Regions from separate parts of the Homo sapiens genome. Here region 1 is linked to region 2. The links are chromatin contacts, found by Hi-C in ENCODE. All regions are on one chromosome and are shown on one strand. The core of a region is the stretch at or near the end of the contact, and the rest is flanking DNA. Distances in the headings are between cores, read along the strand shown. Region 1 overlaps LINC02888 (long intergenic non-protein coding RNA 2888). Region 2 overlaps LOC107986772 (a long non-coding RNA gene).

Region 1 (4,911 bases), core at 696-3,195, 260 kb before region 2:
ATTAGGTATTTCTCTAATGCTATCCCTCCCCTAGCCCCCAGCCCCCGACAGGCCCCGGTGTGTGATGTTCCCCTCCCTGTGTCCATGTATTCTCATTGTTCAGCTCCCACTTATAAGTGAGAACATGCGGTGTTTAGTTTTCTGTTCTTGTTTTAGTTTGCTGAGAACGATGGTTTCCAGCTTCATCCGTGTCCTTGCAAAGGACATGAATCCAGCAGCACACCAAAAAGCGTATCCACCACAATCAAGTCAGCTTCATCCCTGGGATGCAAGGCTGGCTCAACATATGCACATCAATAAACGTAATCCATCACATAAACAGAACCAATGACAAAAGCCACATGATTATCCCAATAGATGCAGAAAAGGCCTTCAATAAAATTCAACACCCCTTCATGGTAAAAACTCTCAATAAACTAGGTATTGATAGAACATATCTCAAAATAAGAGCTGTTTATGACAAACCCGCAGCCAGTATCATACTGAATGGGCAAAAACTGGAAGCATTCCCTTTGAAAACTGGCACAAGAAAAGGATGCCCTCTCTCACCACTCCTAGTCAACATAGTATTGGAAGTTCTGGCCGGGGCAATCAGCCAAGGGAAAGAAATAAAGGGTATTCAAGTAGGAAGAGAGGAAGTCAAATTGTCTCTGTTTGCAGATGACATTAATCTATTTTTAAAAAGGGGTGCCAGCCCCTCTTAGAAGTTTGCCTGTTGCTTAAAATCCTATCCATTACTGATTTTATTACACTCCTGCTTCAAATTTGATTCATTTGCTTATAATTACTGGCGAATAAATGGCTAGGTGCCACTTTCAACGGCAAGCTTACAGTTCTGTAGAAGCTATAAAAGTCAACTTCAGAACAGCTGCCGTAGGATGGCTTGGGTTGGGAGGTTCTAGAGCTATAAGTCACTTCACCACCAGAATGCCAGATCAAGGGTCTGCTTTTTAGTTGCACCCAACAGACAGGAAGCAGGCTTATCAGTGACTCTTTAGCAATGGCTAATAAAGAAGATAGCTTAGATGTGGAATCTCAAACAGCTGAATTCACAGTAGCAGAGAGTAGAATGGTGGTTATTAGGGGAAGGGGCTGGGAGAGAAGAAAGGGAAGGTGCTGGTCAAAGTGTATAAAATTTTAGGTATGTAGGGTGAATACATTCTAGAGATCTAATGTATAGCATAGTGACCATAGTTAGTAATACTATATTATATACATGAAATTTGATAGGAGAGTATATCTCAAGTATTCTCACCACACACATACACAAGGTAACTACCTGAGAAGATGGGTATGTTAATTAGCTAACGATAGCAGTCATTTAACTCTCTATATTAAAACATCCTGCTGTATACCTTAAATATATTCACTTTTTTTGAAACAGGGTCTCACTGTGCCACCCAGGCTAGAGTGCAATGGCACGATCAAAGCTCACTGTAGCCGTTATTTCCCAGGCTCAAGAGATTTCCCACCTCAGCGCTCCCAAGTAGCTGGGACCAAAGGCGTGCGCCACCACATTTGAGTTTTTTTTTTTTTTTTTTTTTTTTAAGTGGAGATGAAGTCTCGCTATGTTGCCCAGACTGGTCTCAAATTCCTGAGTTGAAGTGATCTTCTTGCCTCAGTCTCCCAAAGTGTTGGGATTACAGGCATGAGCCACCACACTTGGCCTGAAAATATTTTGAAAACTTTAAAAATAAAAAAAAAGAAGATAGCTTGGGGCCACCCTGAATATCGTTATGAGACTCACCTCTGTATGTTTTATAGTAAAATATTATTCATTTTACTCATAAATCATGTTCAAGTGATATTTGAGTGGAAATGTTTTTCTTTCAGCAAATTCAGAGGTAATATCAAGGAGCATGATCTGGAGAAGGCAGCGTGGGTCAAATACTAAAATCTGGACTTACTGTCTCAGCAGTTGGCAAGCAACCAAGGTGAAGCTAGTGCTGTGGAAAGTCCCCAAAGGACCAGAGCAGATATACTCAGTGTCCTTTACCTCTACAGCTCCGCATTTTCAAACTCCCCCACTTGTCCTTCAGTCCATCCTCTAAATACTGTTCTTTCTCAGCTTGTGTTCTCACTCATCATCTCTTCTCATGCCACCTGACCTCCTTATGTGAGGTTCTTGGCATCAGTCATCAGATTTACCCTGACAACTCCCACGGATACATGATTAGCTCTGATATCCACCGGGGTTTAAAGAACTGTTGCAAATTCTTCCTGATTACCTCCTCTTAAAGGCACCTCAAATTCAATGTGACTGAAACGGAGCTCTTCCCCTGTATATCAGCTGTCAGTTCTCATTGCTTCAGCACCTAGTAAATTCTCTCACCAGCTCACTCCTTTCAGACTACTCCATAAAATCAAGAAAAGCCTAAAATGGCCAAAAACTAACCTATCCTGCATAATCATCGCTTGTAATTTTGCCCACAACTTCAGTAGTTTGACGTAAAAGATGTTCCATTCTTTACCACTGAGTAAAGAAGTTAAAAATGTTCCGTAATTTCGAATTCCTCTTTGTTCTAAGACTTTACTCTCACCTCCGGGTTCACAGCTAAGCTCCCCCATGACTGATACCGCTGAAAGTCTTGTTTCAACAAAACATTCATGTATATGTAAAAAATAAATCATCTGACAAATTGAGAATTGCTCAATTTGAAAAACAGATTCAGTGATAAAGACAGAGGTCAATATTAAACCTATGAGTAAGGTAAAGAAATGGGCGGGAAGAAAAATAACCCCAAATCGTTGACTTCCCAGAACCCAGAGGCTAATAGGACTCTCACTTCCTGCTTGAGGTGAAAGCAAGCAAAGGCACCTCTGTTCCTATCTTGTCTTGGTCAAAAGATAAATATGAATTATTATTCTTTTCTTTTTTCATCAGTAAAGAACTTTCCATCACCCTTTTGGCAACTTTCTGCACCAGCCACTTCCCCCTCATAACTCCAGTCAACCGTTCTCACATCTGAGAAAAATAGGTGGAGGATATTTCCAGGAGCCTCTGTTGCTGAGGTTGCCCACAGTCAGGTAAAAGTGGGAGAAATTTCTGAACCACCAAAAACCTGTTCCTGAGAGACAGAAGTAGAAAAAACTTACACATATTTTTAAAAAAGAGAAGTTGAGGTGTAGGGGGATGGTGACTCAATAAAACTTCCTCCCATGATAAAATAAAGTAAAATAAAATAAAGTGAAAGTGTCTGCCACTACATTCTCAGAAGCCAAGCGTAGTCTTTTTATAGCCACCTCAGGGAGTATCTTCAGGATCTCCAAGCATTTAGATATTCCCAACTTCCACATATTTAGCACCTGGGGTGACAGGAAGGGTGTGTTCAACTCCATTAGCAGTATCCTTTGGAAAGGAAGCTGGGTGCACTCTTTCAGAACTGCTTAACATTTCCCTTTTAAAAAGATAGATCGGTAGAATTTAGTGAATTTTCCATATAGCTTAATTTCAATTCCATGTAAGAGCAAAATAACAAAATGGTCATATTTCTTTTATATTTGCTTTCTTCTTTTCTGAGCAGTTGGTGAGAGAGAGGTTGGTTTCTGGGAAGGTGATAATTTGGAGTCTTATTTTTTTTCTGCCCATTTCATATTATAGATTTAATATTGGCTCTGGATCATTGAATGTATTCTTCAAACTGAATGATGCTAGTGAGATGACTTCATTTATACATACATTGATACTTTATTTAAAGGCTCATGTTTTGTTAAGTTCTGTCTTAGGAGAAAATGACCCATGCTTTAAATAGTAGTACGTATGCTTCAGGAAAAAACATATGGTCATCACAATCTCACCATCTACTCTACCTGCTGAGATGGATGTTGGTTTAGGCATCCAGGTTCAAGCTCTGATTTCTATGTTTCTCAAATTTTGTTGTGTAGATGTTACATAATAGATGAAAGGGAGAAAAAGACTTCAAATTAGTCCACTGTGACTTGATTGCTTTGGACTGGAAAGGGCAGAGGGTCAGTAAATAAACAGAAGAGCTGCTTCTGTGCAAAGAGAAAGAGGACAGAAGCCAATGTGGGCTGCACTAAGAGTGAGCTTGAGTCAAACTGAGCAAAGGGAAGGCAACTCCTTTTCTGGTGAGACAATTATAGGAGTCTCAGGGAAAGAAGATTTTAGGAAGTATTTCTCTGCATCAGAAGTAGAATGTTCCTCTAGAATTTTTCAGGACACCTCATTAGAGATTTAAATTGCTTTCAGTTGCTGTTTGTGGGTATTGTACTGTCTCTTCGATTGCTGTAGGATACTGAGGTGGGCTCTAAAGGAGTAGCAAAAGCTCTGCCTGTTTATGGCTCAGTCCCATCGCAGTGGGATTACATTCTCCTTAAGAACTCAAGACACTTGAAAGTCACGTCAACATTTTAGGCCCTGCCTGTACTGAGTTAAATAATTTATTTCAACATAATTTGTTACTTTCGTTGTTATTATACTCGTATTTATTATTAAGTGATTATAATGTAGAAGGAATTGTGCTAAGTGTTATGCATGAGGTAATTTGATTAATCCTTCTACAATCTGAGGCTGGTGCTATTTTTATCCCCATTTAAAGACTGAGGACACTGAGACACAGATTTGACAGTCTGGCCAGTCCTACAGCAAATACGTGCCTATGCCAGGGTTCAAATGGAAGATGCCTGACCTCTAAGTCTAAGATTTTAGGCTTTGACTCAAAGGATCTGCTCAGCTTATGTGCAGAACTCCTAAAAATGAAACCATAGAGACAATTTTGAATTTAGAGTTATAAAACTCACACTTAGGTTTTTAAAAGCACAGTCATGAATAATATATCCTAAAATCCTGTCTTTAAATGGACTGGACTAGTTTTTCACAGGGAAAGTGATATTACTGTCCTCTGGGGGAAAAGTGATACTTTGATCTCATCACTAGAACTTCCTCCTAAA
Region 2 (4,575 bases), core at 1,836-4,335:
TTCATTTTGTCTGTCTTCCAAAATTCCAGTGTATTCTGAAAACATTTCCTTTTTTTTTTTTTTTTTTTTTTTTTTTGAGACAGAGTCTCACTCTGTCACCCAGGCTGGAATGCAGTGGCGCGATCTCAGCTCACTGCAACCTTCACCTCCTGGATTCAAGCAATTCTCCTGCCCCAGCCTCCCTAGTATCTGGGATTACAGGTGCCCACCATGAAGCCAGGCTAATTTTTGTATTTTCACTAGAGGTGGGGGTTTTACCATGTTGGCCAGGCTGGCCTCAAACTCCTGACCTCAGGTGATCTGCCTGCTTCGGCCTCCCAAAGTGCTAGGATCACAGGCATGAGCCACTGTACCCAGCCTATTCTGAGTACAGTTCTAAACAAATCTAATAAATACATTCATATTCTTATTAAGTATTTATTAAACATACACAATAGTTCAACATATGCCTAGATGATAAACATATGGCAAACATGGTTCTAAAAGAAAGAAAGAAAGAAAGAAAGAAAGAAAGAAAGAAATCACTAACACATTCATTTTCCAGATAGAATATACCTTTAATTATAATTTGCAAGAACCTAAGAATATAATGTCAATATTGTAACCCATCAGGCAGTAAAAAAATTGATACTAAGGTTTCTAAAATGCCATATGGTTAATTTTATGAAATATGTTTGCATCAGAAATTTCTTTTAAATGGAATTGACTGTGGTAATTGACCACTGTTAAAATGGTATATGATGCATAATTTTTTTGAGACAGACTGTCATTCTCTCGCCCAGGCTGGAGTGCAATGGCACAATCTCGGCTCAATGTAACCTCCACCTCCCAGGTTCAAGCAGTTCTCCTGCCTCAGCCTCCTGAGTAGCTGGGACTAAGATGCATGCCACCACACCTGGCTAATTTTTGTATTTTTAGTAGAGACGTGGTGTCACCGTGTTGGCCAGGCTGGTCTCGAACTCCTGTCCTCAGGTGATCTGCCTGCCTCAGCCTCCCAAAGTGCTAGGATCACAGGTGTGAGCCACTGCACCCAGCCTATGTTGATTATATTTCTAAGCAAATCTAAAATACATTCATATTCTTATTATTTATTGAACATACACAACAGTTCAGCATATGCCTAGATGATAAACATATGGCAAACACAGTTATCTAAAAAAAAAAAAGAAAGAAATCACTGACACATTCATTTTCCAGATAGAATATACCTTTAATTATAATTTGCAAGAGCCTAAGAATATAATGTCAATATTGTAACCCATTAGGAAAATAGTTCGATATGACATATTTTTGCATCAAAAATTACTTTTAAATGGAATTGACTGTGATAATTGACCATTGTTAAAATAGTATATGATGCATTTTTTTTTTTTTTTTTGAGATGGAGTCTCACTCTGTCACCTAGGCTGGAGTGCAATGGCACAATTTCGGCTCACTGCAACCTCTGCCTCCCAGGTTCAAGCAATTCTCCTGCTTCAGCCTCCAGAGTAGCTGGGACTACAGCTGCATGCCACCACACGCAGCTAATTTTTGTATTTTTAGTAGAGACAGGGTGTCATCCTATTGGCGAGGCTGGTCTCAAACTCCTGACCTCAGGTGATCCACCAGCCTCGTCCTCCCAAAGTGCTGGGATTACAGGCATAAGCCACTGCAGCTGGCCTATGATACATAATTTTAAAAGCTGCCTCATTTCATAAGGAAGGCCATGTAATACATAGTTTCTGATCAGCCATCTAATTATTACTAGAAAGCAAAGTTTATAATGCCAGTCAATGTGGAATTTAAGTCTAAGTATTTTCCTAATTATATATCTCTATATATTGAAGTTAGATACTAAGGTTTCTAAAATGCCATAGGGTTATGATTAAAACTAATAACTATATTTTCTGTGACACAAGATGACTCAGGGGCTCTCAGACAATAGCTACTTTGTCTACATTAGTGGCCTCATCATTTCCATTAAATAGCTATTTACATTGTGAAAATGTATGCCGTGATATAATGGCTAGAAATGCATTTGTCTGTTAGAATAAGAAAATCTCTTCTGTAGTAGAGCACTGTCATCTTTATAATCCTAGTGAAAGTCAAATAAAATAAACAGCATCTACTTTAAATCATCTAAGCATAATGTTAGTATTCTGCTGTAACAGAAAAAGGAACTGTTGCATCAGCTATAAATCAAACACCTTCAAGATTCCCATCTGCATTTTTTCAATTTAAAACACTACATTTTACATAACATTTTGGAAACTGAAACGCCAGTTAATTAGGTTCATATGGAATCTATTTATCTAAGTGAGAATTCAAGTCGAACATATTAGAAATAATACTGTATGGGTATAAATGTAGAGATGCTGTTCTTTATTGCTGGCCTCCTCCTTTTCACAGGAGAGATTACTTCAGTAGCTACTGAACTACAGGCATTCTCACTGTTTTAAAAAAAATGCTCCATGAATATATTTTGATGATAGTTATATTCTAGTAAACAGCCTAGAAAATAGTTGTTTTCCAAAATTTAACATTGTCCAGCCAGACACATTCTTAGCAGCACCCAAGATTTTTTTCCACTAAGTGATGGAATATTTGTAAATACTGTTCATGCAGAGTTTATTGCAGCTACAATTCTTAGGAGCAAATAAAGTTTGCCTTGTAGCAAACTGTATTGCCTTGAGGCTCTCTTCTAAGGGGGAGCTTCATGACATCTTTGCCAGAATTTTCCAAGGAAAAAGGAAGTATTTTTTGGGATAGGAGATATAGGCCAACAAAGAATAAGGAGGTTTTTGCTTTTTGTGTTACATTTGCTTCCAGTTGTGGTAGAAAGTCATAGCGCCTTCCTGGAACAATATTTTATAGGACATTGGTGACATTAGATTTTCTGATAGTGTTTGAACGACTGTCCTATAAACTTTCATCAAAAGTCAACCACATTTCCTGTTTATTCATTCACTCACTCATTTATTCATTCCACAAACATTGACCCTGTTACAAGAGACAAATTAGTTAATATCCCTGCCCTGGGAGAATTCAAACTCATCTGTATTCTTTTCCTGTAATCTCTCTTAGCAGCCCAACCAGGCTTTTAAGACATTAGGAGGATAAGAAGCAGTCTCAATTTAGTCCCAACCTGTTAGATCCAACCACAAACCATGTATGTTAAGGTAGTGCTCAGTTTTACAGTCACCTTCAGGAAGCAATTCTGAGAATTAGCACTGTATAGTTTAAGAAACGTTGATTGTTTTTGATGCTTCAGTAAAATAAGCCTCAGAACTGAAACTGAGTCATGTATAAAAATTCAGGTTTTACAGTCAGAGTGCCAGGTTGATCTCACCTATAACCTATTAGCCATTTCTTCTGACACACTCAAGGTCAGGCTTTCTCCTTTCACTTAGACACTCAAACTTCAAACTAATGTGCACAGAGTCACCTGATAAAAAATATGGATTTCTGGGCCCCATAGCTTATGAAGTGAATCATAATCAAGGGTTGGGCCTAGTCACAGTCATTGGCTTTTTTATTTGCTCCAGAGACAAGTATGCACACTATCGTTTGAAATCTAGACCTAGAGAGACAACTGAGATGACCTCTTAACCCAATCATGTTAATATTTCATCCAATTTGCCTTAGATAGCTTTGTTAAAATAATCAAAAGTCTTTGGTGGCTATTTTTAAGGACTTCAATAAATATAGATCTAGCCAAATTTTTTACTTATTGCTTACTCCTGACCTACCCCAAACCTGTGCTGGATTAGTTCATGTTTCTTAACTATCACTATTACCTCCCCGCTCTAGCTTTGCTCAGCATGTTCCCTTCTTCTTGTCAACTTTTTAATCAGTCCAACCCAAATGGTCTCTCCTCCTTGAGACTTAGCCTGGTTCCCTCAAGGAGACACACTTTCTCTTTCCTTTGAGGTCATCAAACCCTTTATTTTATGATAGTGATCATATTTTACCTTATAGTTACATTTATATTTGTCATTCTCCCTTTAGACTGTAAAGTTCTAAAGTAAAGAATATCATGTCTTGCTGTAGTTGATAATATGTTCAACTGAAAAGTAGAACAATTAATGCTCTTTTCATCTTTGATGTTAGCAGAAATCATCTGTATGTTCTGCTGCGATCAAAGACTAAGCATTAACTGTTCTACATCTCAGGTGAGTATAAATTAAGTATAAATTGTGCTTTTATTTATTCCAGTCATCTCATGATCAGATATGTTGCCATTTATAGGATGTTTGTATTCCTGCTTTTCTCCAATATACTAAATATTGGTAGGTATACTCTATTACGTACTTCTCACTGTTTTTTTAATGTATAATGCTTATGAAATCTTGATATAAAGGAGAACTGTGAAAGGATTGGGAATCAGGGAATTCATGTGTTAAAATCATGCTAATATAGTTTTAGCACATTGCTTGTAACATATCTCTCAATGGAGGGTGAAAAAGAATCTATTCTTTAAAAAGTTAGTAATTAGCTTTTTTTCTAATGAATTTCAATTAAAACCCCCCTTTTGTATAAATATTGAATGAAAGTACTCTGGAAGTGATTGTTTAATGTAGAGGGAAATAAAGCAGA

What was found. A loop is a pair of places that touch in the nucleus more often than their neighbours do. Pooled maps may share reads with other maps.
Region 1: a pooled map shows a loop between it and region 2 (9-fold over the local background). The contact joins two enhancer-like sites. A Hi-C loop is called at or near these places in 13 of 37 single-sample maps with no recorded cell type and 12 of 50 pooled maps.

Annotation. Positions count from the first base shown.
Region 1 is chr7:17,400,230-17,405,140 of GRCh38, reverse strand. The region is part of intron 1 of LINC02888 (long intergenic non-protein coding RNA 2888); the gene reads right to left. Among named protein-coding and RNA genes, the nearest start is that of LINC02888, 28 kb to the right of the region's middle. Within about 2 kb of position 1,945, at least 2 of the 41 ENCODE cell types and tissues checked have a DNase peak (open chromatin) inside an H3K27ac peak, as active enhancers do.
Region 2 is chr7:17,137,985-17,142,559 of GRCh38, reverse strand. All of the region lies in intron 1 of LOC107986772 (a long non-coding RNA gene), which reads right to left. It overlaps LOC101927609 (a long non-coding RNA gene), which reads left to right. Exons shown (of 12, transcript XR_007060234.1): 10 at 4,195-4,268. Among named protein-coding and RNA genes, the nearest start is that of AHR, 160 kb to the left of the region's middle. Within about 2 kb of position 3,085, at least 4 of the 41 ENCODE cell types and tissues checked have a DNase peak (open chromatin) inside an H3K27ac peak, as active enhancers do.